2 separate regions of the Mus musculus genome follow, and region 2 is linked to region 1. The links are chromatin loops, found by intact Hi-C in ENCODE. Cell type or tissue: heart. All regions are shown on one strand. Each heading gives the region's core, and the rest is flanking DNA. Links, peaks and the distances in the headings are about the cores only.

What was found. A loop is a pair of places that touch in the nucleus more often than their neighbours do. Peaks named below come from ENCODE experiments on the same cell type or tissue, not always from the same donor. Only the 100,000 strongest peaks of a DNase experiment are listed, where the experiment ranks them.
Region 2: a loop joins it to region 1, with 5 times the contacts of the local background. A loop is called at or near these places in 5 of 42 quality-filtered maps.

What each region holds. Positions count from the first base shown.
Region 1 is chr3:51,581,522-51,585,911 of GRCm38, forward strand. No RefSeq gene overlaps it. Among named protein-coding and RNA genes, the nearest start is that of Setd7, 23 kb to the left of the region's middle. In heart, for the core only: a CTCF peak has its summit at 2,242 (motif pointing right); DNase peaks (open chromatin) are centred at 2,270 and 2,560; H3K27ac peaks cover 448 bases; H3K27me3 peaks cover 442 bases.
Region 2 is chr3:51,509,276-51,513,665 of GRCm38, forward strand. Gm36008 (a long non-coding RNA gene) reads left to right here and starts at 1,713. Exons shown (of 4, transcript XR_003954701.1): 1 at 1,713-1,883; 2 at 4,154-4,207. In heart, for the core only: a CTCF peak has its summit at 1,780 (motif pointing right); a DNase peak (open chromatin) is centred at 1,816; H3K27ac peaks cover 332 bases.

The sequences.
Region 1 (4,390 bases), core at 101-4,100:
GTAATGAGATCTGATGCCCTCTTCTGGTGTGTCAGAAGACAGCTACAGTGTATTTATGTATAATGATAAATAAATCTTTGGGACTGAACAAGTGGAGTTGACCAGAGTGAGTGGGGCCAACTGGAGCAAGCAGAGGTCCTAAAAATTCAATTCCCAGCAACCACATGAGGGCTCACAACCATCTGTACAGCTACAGTGTACTCACATACATAAAATAAATAAATCTTTTTTAAAAAATGACGCTTTCTTATATGTGTACACGCCACTGCATTTTCGCAATCTCAGCTTAGAGTATTGTCCTTTTTTTTTCTTGATTAGGCTAGCAGATATGTATATATGTACACACACACACACACACACACACACACACACATATTCACCATTGCTGTTCTTTTGCTTTGTTTGGTTTCCAGGGATCCATCCCTTCCCTCCTACACCTCACCCCCTCTTCCCTTCCTTTCTTCTGCCTCACTGAGTAACACTGGCCGGGAACTCACTCTGTAGACCAGGCTGGCCTTGAAGTCAGAGATCCTTCTGCCTCTGCCTCCCAGATGCTGCGATGGATGGCGTGTGCCACCACTGTCCAGCTTAGATTATTTAAGATATCCAAAAACATTGTAAATGCCATGCAACAGTTATTCTACTGTAATGTTTAGAGAATGGTGGTGACGAATCAGGATACGGTCAGCACCACGGCATCCCCCAAATCTTGTCAATTATAGTTGGATGCACAGATGCAGAACACACGGGTATAGGTATGACTGACTAGAGTGTTAGTTCTGCCTTTCTGTTTTCCTTAGACTTTAAAACTTTTTTTGAGTTGAATAATTTTCTTCAGGTTCATTCTTCTTAAATAATTTTTAAGTTAGTATTATTTATTTACTTGTTCCTGTGTTTGTTGATTTGTGTTGTTCCGTGGGGCACACGTGGAGGTCAGAGAACAGTTATGGGAACCTTATAGGAGTCAGTTCTTTCTTTTTAACTGTGTGACTCCTGGGAACTGAACTGAAAGGTTGGCAGGGTGGGCCTTTACCTGAGCCGTCTTGGCAGCCCAACAAATGATTTTGAGAGTTTGGGTTTTCCTTTTAAGACAGACAGACAGACAGACAGATACAATCTCTGATTATATTTCACAGGTTTTAATAAGTAGGATTTTCCTTATTATTTGCTAAATGATCTGGCCTTTTGTCTTTATTCATGGAAATGGAGGATTTTTAGACACAAATGATCCATCATCTTTAAGCCTTGCTGTTGGGTGATGCTGGCCTGGATGCTACTTCTTTTTCTCGAGGCTTCTGCAGATTAAAACCAATAAAGCCTTTTAACAGAATTCCTGTGTCGTGTGTGCTCAATAAGGCTAAATTGCCCTTCTCTGCAGTTTGGGAGGAAATGGAATTGGAAGATGGAACTCCGAGTCCTAACTCTGCCACTTTTTATTGGTAACCAAATAAATAACGCGATTTGAGCCTGGCTTCGTGTACAGCTGTAAGGCTGCTCTGTGTTCTCTTCTGTGCAATTTAGGGCTGCGAGGAACTTGGAATTAGTTTCAATTAGGCTGGCTTAATGATTTCTAGGCCCACTTGTTAGTTGAGTCAGCTTGGCCTTGGGACCTGGAGATGCTGAGTACAGCTCTTGCCGCAGTCAAGCTGATGCCGTGGCTTCCTTGTATCTTCCTGCTCCACACAGAGGAGAAAAACATCCAGACGACCCTGGGCGCTCATTTCCTCCATCTTCTTAGGATAGGCCCTAGGGTTGGCTGGAAGAGATGGTAGCCTGGTGTCAGAGCAGGCTCTGTGGAGACTCTTCCAGGAGGGGCAAAGCTCTCCTGTCACAAAGGTCTCTCCTGCTCAGTTTTCTGGTTGATTTGGCATTTCCTGTCCACAGACTTGGAGATTGTCTTGGCTGTCTCTCTGGTGTGGCTGCCTTTCTGTGACAGGGACCTTACAGCTGCCATAACATGGCTACTTCTTTGCCTGTAGGTTTTCAACACCTGTCCTGCTTGTACAGCCCATATGATTTGATGGCCACAGAGACATACTTTACACCTATGGTGTCTTATAATCCCATAACAGATGATACTATGGAAACGGTGGAAACACCCGGTGCTCAGAAAACACCAGAAATTCCCCCTGAAAGAAGCAGAGAAATAAGTAGAACTCCAACTGCTTTGGTTTGACCCAGGATTTCAACTCCAGGGAGCCATTCCCATCCTAGACTTCGCGGTTTTCCTGTAGGTGGCGCTAAAGGGTCTGATTCCACCAGAGTCTGTTTCTTATGACAAGATTACAGCAGAGGAAAGTGTATGGAACACCATTTCTTCTTTGTCCGCTAGCCCCACGAGGGTGAGCGGCAGCCCCGAGGTAACATGGCGATGCCACAGGAGAAAATTAACATACGGTGATGAAAATATACTTCTTTGAGGAGTGATTTAATTCTAGACAGATTCTGCTTACACAGTCTCAGAAGAGGCAGGAACAAGTGTACAGCCAGCAGCAAGGCCGTCCCTCGAGGTCCCAGTGTGGAGATGAGGTAACCCATGGCTTCTCCACCCCTCACTGCTCCTTTGATAGTTATTTCCTTGATTTCATAGGGTAATTGTGGGCCCTGCAATATCTGAATGTTCCTCAGCTTCCTGTTGACTGTAGGAAATAATTTGTTGGTGTCTGGCTGTCGGAAGTCCCCTGCGAGGCACATCTGGTTTTCAAAGGATCGACAGTGTGCGAGACCTCCCACTCTTCCTCACAGCAGTCTTACCCCCCACCCCCCTTAGTGCCTGCCATTCAGAATGTAAGCCATCAACTCCCTGTTCTTGCCACCGTGTCTGCATCTTGATGCCATGGTTCCCTGCCTTGGCAGACTCTTATGTTTTTCTTCTGTGAGTTGTCTGTTTGTGGTGGGGTGTCATAGCAATGGAAAAGAGACCGACATGCTCCACACGCTGTCTTCTGAGACCCGCTGGAGCACACGTTAACACATTCCCATCTTCTCTTCCTAGCTCAGCAAAAGAGGGATTCTCTGGAGTCCAGGTCACTCCCCAACGAACATTCTCCTTGGACTCAACTTTCGTTTGACTTATATGCTTGCCTTAGGGCAGCCAGAGTGATAATGGATGTCTGTGTGTACACTTTCCCAGGGGATGCAGGGGATGGTGATGCAGGGCGAATGGAGCTCTTGTAACTATGTGTCAGTTAGCTTCCATTGTAACAAGAACATAATTTAAGGGAGGAAGGGCTGGATCCACGGTTTCTTGGCTCTGTTGCTTCTTGGCCCCCACATAATCAGGCAGCATAGCATGAGCATGTGGCAGAACAAAGTGGGTTAGCTCTCAGATAGCAGTGTGCACTGGTGAGAGTGTCCTAAGGGAAAGGCATTCCTCCACAGATCAGCCTTCTCCATCCAGGCCCCACCTCCCAGGAGTCCACTCATCTAAGGTCTGTCAGTAAACTAATCCACTGTAGAAGTTACTGCTTTCCTGGTGTTTGCAAGCTCCGCTCAGAACTCACTGGCTGGCAGCTGGCAACTGAAGGCTGCTCGGGTCATAGCATGTGCAGCTGTGCCCTTCTCTCCATCTTAGCATGGATCCTGGGTACAGGGCCCAGGCTAATAGACTTTAAGCTGGACCTTGCTGCTGCGTATGATGGAGACACAGCAACCAAATGGCCCGCTCTTCTCCTATATCCTCCAGATCATACATTCCTTCTTCCAAATGCAAAACCTCCCCTCGTGCCTCTGGCAGCCAGCAATCAGAGACAGCCAAACTGCGAGTATCACAAATTATTTATCAATGAAGTGGCATGGTGTTGCCTGTGCCCTGGACTACTTGATGCTCCACCTTACCTGCCCTTGGGAGTTGGAGGTGAGGTGGTGCAGACTCCCATAGCAGGTGAGAGATGCCACAGAAAGCTCATCTGCTGCAAGCTCCCTTTCATACCCTCCACCAGCAGCACCCCACTGGTCCCCAGAAAGCATCTCTTTTAAACTGCAGTTCCCGATTGGCTGGCATTGTCTGTGTCAGCAATCCTTGGTCTCTCAGGCAGTCCTCAATCAGGTCCTCTTGTAGGAGATGTGGCTGCGAGGCCTCTGGCTTTTATGCCACTCTTCCTCCTACATCATGGAACCTAGCCTTCCCTGGGAATCTGTAAGGAGTCCCTTTCCCTAACACTGCCACATGGAATCCTGTCATGTTTTCTCTGTGGCATTAATATCTCTTCTAGTAAATCTTTGCCTAAATAGCAATCTGGCTCAGTGTTCCTTGTGAGTCCTGATTCCCAAACATCCAGCCTCAAGCATTGAATCCGTGAGCCTTTTAAAACATTTTATACCCAAACCACAACACACTGCAAAGCTGTACACCTCGGGCTCCTGAGTTGGAAGGGGTGATAGGAACTGA
Region 2 (4,390 bases), core at 277-4,276, 72 kb before region 1:
AAATCGTTGCTATGGGGTATGCTACCTCCTTTGGTATACATAACCCACTCAAATGACAAGCTGGACTGTGAATTTTTAAAATTAGTTTCCTATGGATTGGCAAGATGGTTCAGCCATCCAAAGCAGGGATGCTGAGGCTGTGACAATCTTGGTTTCATCCCTGGGATCCACACATCGGAGGGAACTAACCTCTACAAGCTGCCCTCTGACCTCCACACTCATGCTAACACACACACACACACACACACACACACACACACACACACACACACACACACAGAGAGAGAGAGAGAGAGAGAGAGAGAGAGAGAGACAGAGACAGAGACAGAGACAGAGACACAGAGAGAGATTAAAATGTTAAATCACATTTTAATTTATTTTTGTACATGCATGTTTGTACACATGTGGAGGTGAGAGGACCACTCCCAGGAGTCTGTGCTCTCTTTCCTCCACTCGGGGACTGAACACAGGGCCCCAGGTGCCACAGTAGCAGCAGGTGCCTTTCCCCACTGAGCCATCCGGCCATCCCTGACTTAATTTTCATTTCAAGCTTTTTTTTTTTTTGAGATGACTGTCTCACTAGGTAGCCCTGGTTACCCCTGGAACTTGCTGTGTAGACTATGCTAGCCTTGAGCTCATCTATAGATCCCCTTGCCTCCTGTGTGCTAGGATTAAAGGCATGTGCTGCCATGCCTTGCTTATCTCCAGCTCTGGGTACAGGTGCCCAAGACGTCCCTATTTTAGAGAGGTGTGCTCTCTGCCAGAGAGCAGCTGGAGCCTGGAATCAAGAAGAAATCCATGAAGCTGCCTACTACCTGTAACTTGATTTAATTCCTTGTGTTTGGTGCATATGATGAAGGCGAAGACAACATCGTCCATGAACCAGGACTCTCTCTGCAGCAGGGACTGAGCACTGAAGATGACATAGGGAAGTTCAGGGTTTAGAGCCTTTAGGACTAATGGGCGCATAACTGCATTCTAGCTAAAGCACCTTAAAGTGCCTGGAGACTTAAAAAAAACAAAAACAAAAAACAAAACAAAACAAAACAAAATAAAAAAACACCTCTGGATGGTGGTGGCACACTCCTTTAATCCCAGCATTTGGGAGGTTGAGGCGGGTGGATTTCTGGGTTCTGAGGCCAGCCTAGTCTACAGAGTGAGTTCCAGGACACAGAGAAACTTTGTCTTGAAAATCAAACCCCAAACCCCAAACCATACCAAACAAAAGAATCTTTGTCTTTAAATATAAACCAGCTTTGTTTGATGCAGTTTACTGTAGGCACCAAATGTACTATTAGCCGTCTTAAATATGGGCTTTAAAAACAATTACGAAGCTATTCAAAGTTCAATCTGGTGATTAAGAAAAAGATTAGGTAAAGTTGGTTTTGTCCTTTGTGATGTGTGCATGATTGAGCACGTGTGTGTTTGAGCACGTGTGTGTGTGTGTGTGTGTGTGTGTGTGTGTGTGTGGGTGGGTGGGTGTGTGGGCGTGCGCGTGCGCGCCCCCCTACCCCCCACCCCCCCAGTCCTGCCACTCAGCCACACCTGGGCAGACTTCTCCTTTTTATTCTTCTTTGTTTTGTTTGTTTGTTGTGTTTTTTGTTTTGAGAAGTTCTTATGTAGCCCAGGCTAGCCTTGATATAGCCCAGGGTGACTTGAATTCCTGATTTTCCAGCCTCTGTTTCCCTTCTCAAGTGGTATGTGCCTGGCCTTTGTGTTTCTTTTGAAGACACGTAGGAACTAGGCCTTAGGAAATGATAGGAGGATAAGCTCTCGCCACAAGAGGGCGCTGAGCCACAGAGAAAGCCAAGGATTGTCTGGGAAGCAAAAGCTAGGGGTGAAGGCAATTTCCGGGGAGCCCCTAAGGAGTCAGCGGATGGGAGGTAACTTTCATTTTTCTCCTCACTTCAGTCGCTCAGACTCCAAGCACAGGGCTCACTCTTCATTCATTCCCAGCATCTTCTTTTCCGTTCTGGAGACTGGCTCTGGAGCCTTTGCCTGGCCAGGGCAACTCACTTCCTACGACTACAAACCCTAGAAAACATGCAAGGCAGCACAGCGTGGGTGGAATGGGGGCGGGGGGGGGGATACATCTCCGGTGATCTCCTTACAGTCCTAGGATACCTTCTGTCATTTTCACCCCAAGGTCTGAACTCAGGAAGGTCCTGCACCCCAGAGCCAATACAGCCCTGGTGTGCTTCCCCTGACTCAACGTCCTCCTTGCAGAAGACACAGGCAAAGCGCTTGCCCTAATCGGCTCTAGATTCCTCTGTCTCCTCGCCAATCTTGTATTTCCCTGTGTGGCCACACAGGATGTGAAAACTGTCACTGACAAAGTGTCTCTCCACTGACACTTGTGTCCTCGTCTTTATCATTATACCTAAATATTAGCAAACCTTACATTTGTGTGTCTATATGTGTGTGTGGTGTATATTCTAAGCTTCCTGAGTTCAGAAAAGGGTATTGGTCATTACCACCCTTTGCCTTATTCCTGGGACAGGATTTCTCCTCGCTGAACCTGGAGCTGAGCTGGTGGCCAGCAAGCCCAAAGTGGCCCTCTTGTCACTGCCCCACCCCTGAGATCAACAGCTGAGGTGGAGGCCACAGCTTAGCTTTTTATGTGGGTCCTTAGGGATCTGAACTGAAATCTTCATATTTGATCAGCAAGTCTCCAGTCCCAAGTCTGCATTTTAAAAGCCTAACTCCATTGTCCAGCAATTGCTATTGTAAGTTACATCCCAAGGAGACTGGGTTCTGCAATGGGCCTGGGCAGCATAGTAGAGCTGGCCCTGATGGCGTGGGTGCAGATGAGCCAGCCCGGAAGGCATGAGGGAGCATGAGTGGGAGAGTTGGCCCTGCCCTTGCTGGTGGTGGCATCGGTTGAGCCAGCCTGGATGGGGCAGTAGAGCTTGCCCTTATGGTGTGGTTGTGGCAGGCTGCCCAGGGTAGATACTTCACAGGCCCAGATCCAGGGCTTTCATCGAATTGGCCCATGCCAGCATCTACCCCATCAATGAACTGCTGGAGTGCGTGAAGGACCTGGTCCTGCAGATCCAAAACTGCAGGATCTCCATGATACAGAGCAACAACAGTATATCCAAGAGGAGTCCCATTGAGGTTCCAGTAATTGATAGAGTAGCAGAAGCCAGAGGCCTTGTCACCTGACCAAGGACTCTGCAAGCAAAGAAGTGTGGGCAAAAGGGTATACTGTGGGGTACACTGTGACAACACTAAAGCTTCCACAATGAGATGTTTTTGTTGGGGTGTTCTTGCGCACGCCAGACGACGCTGCAACAGGATCCTTCTGCACACGTTTATTGGGAGAGCTTGATTGCAGAGGCGAAAAGACCCCGAGCCCAGAACTGGTGCTGCTTATATAGGCCTAGGAAAGGCGTGTCTCACACCCGGATTGGTTATGCACTAAGCCTCATTTGCATGTTCCTCATCTGATTGGCTACTCTCTCTCTCTGTACCTCACAGAGCCTCATTATCATACCTCATTTGCATGTCTCACATCTGATTGGTTATACTCTCAAAGCCTCATTTTCATGCCCGGGCCAGGCAGTGTCTTTGCAAAAGACTTTACTGCATATGTACACATTGGTTGTTTGTCCAAACTTATGCGTGGTGGCCAGCAGTAGTCAGTGCCACTCTGCAACGGCACATGTGGCTTCCCACAGGGTGTGGAGAGGGATGGTTGCAAGGGTATGAGGGGAAGGGGAGGTGAGTGGGACTGGGGTGCATGATGTGAAATCCACAAAGAACCAATAAAAAGTTAAGAAGAAAAGCACCTGGAGCTCTGCCTCTCCTTAGCACCACTCCCCACTTCCACGAGGGCCTCCATCTTCACCGGAGTCTTCACACCACACAGGGGAGGAAGGTCTGGGGAATAACATGGTTTCAAGAGTGTTTCTGAGCCAGATGTAGTAGTAGTAGTAGTACACGCTTGTCATCCCAGAACCTGGGAGGCAGGAGGACTGCCCACAGTTTGAGGCCACTCTGCGCAACATAGCCAGACCCTGACTCAGAAAACCAGAGAGGTGGCCAGATGGCTCAGTGGGTAGCTGTGCTTGTTGACAGCCCCTGTTAGATCCCTGGGGAAACTGATTGAAGGGGAGAACTAACACCGTTAAAGTCATCTTCTGACCCACAGGGACCGACACCCACCCTCCACGGGACAAATGCACTCACCTCATCCCTCTTCCTGGTAAGCAAATAAATGTGATTTAAAATACTTCCCAACCAACGAAACAAGACTGTTTCTAAAAACTGCAATAAGCTCAGTTGAACAAAATTGCTTTGTGAAGACAAACATAGCTTCTTCACTCCACTGGGTGGCTTTCTGGGAAAAGGCTTCCAGGTCTTTAGGAACACAATTCCCAGCTGCTCA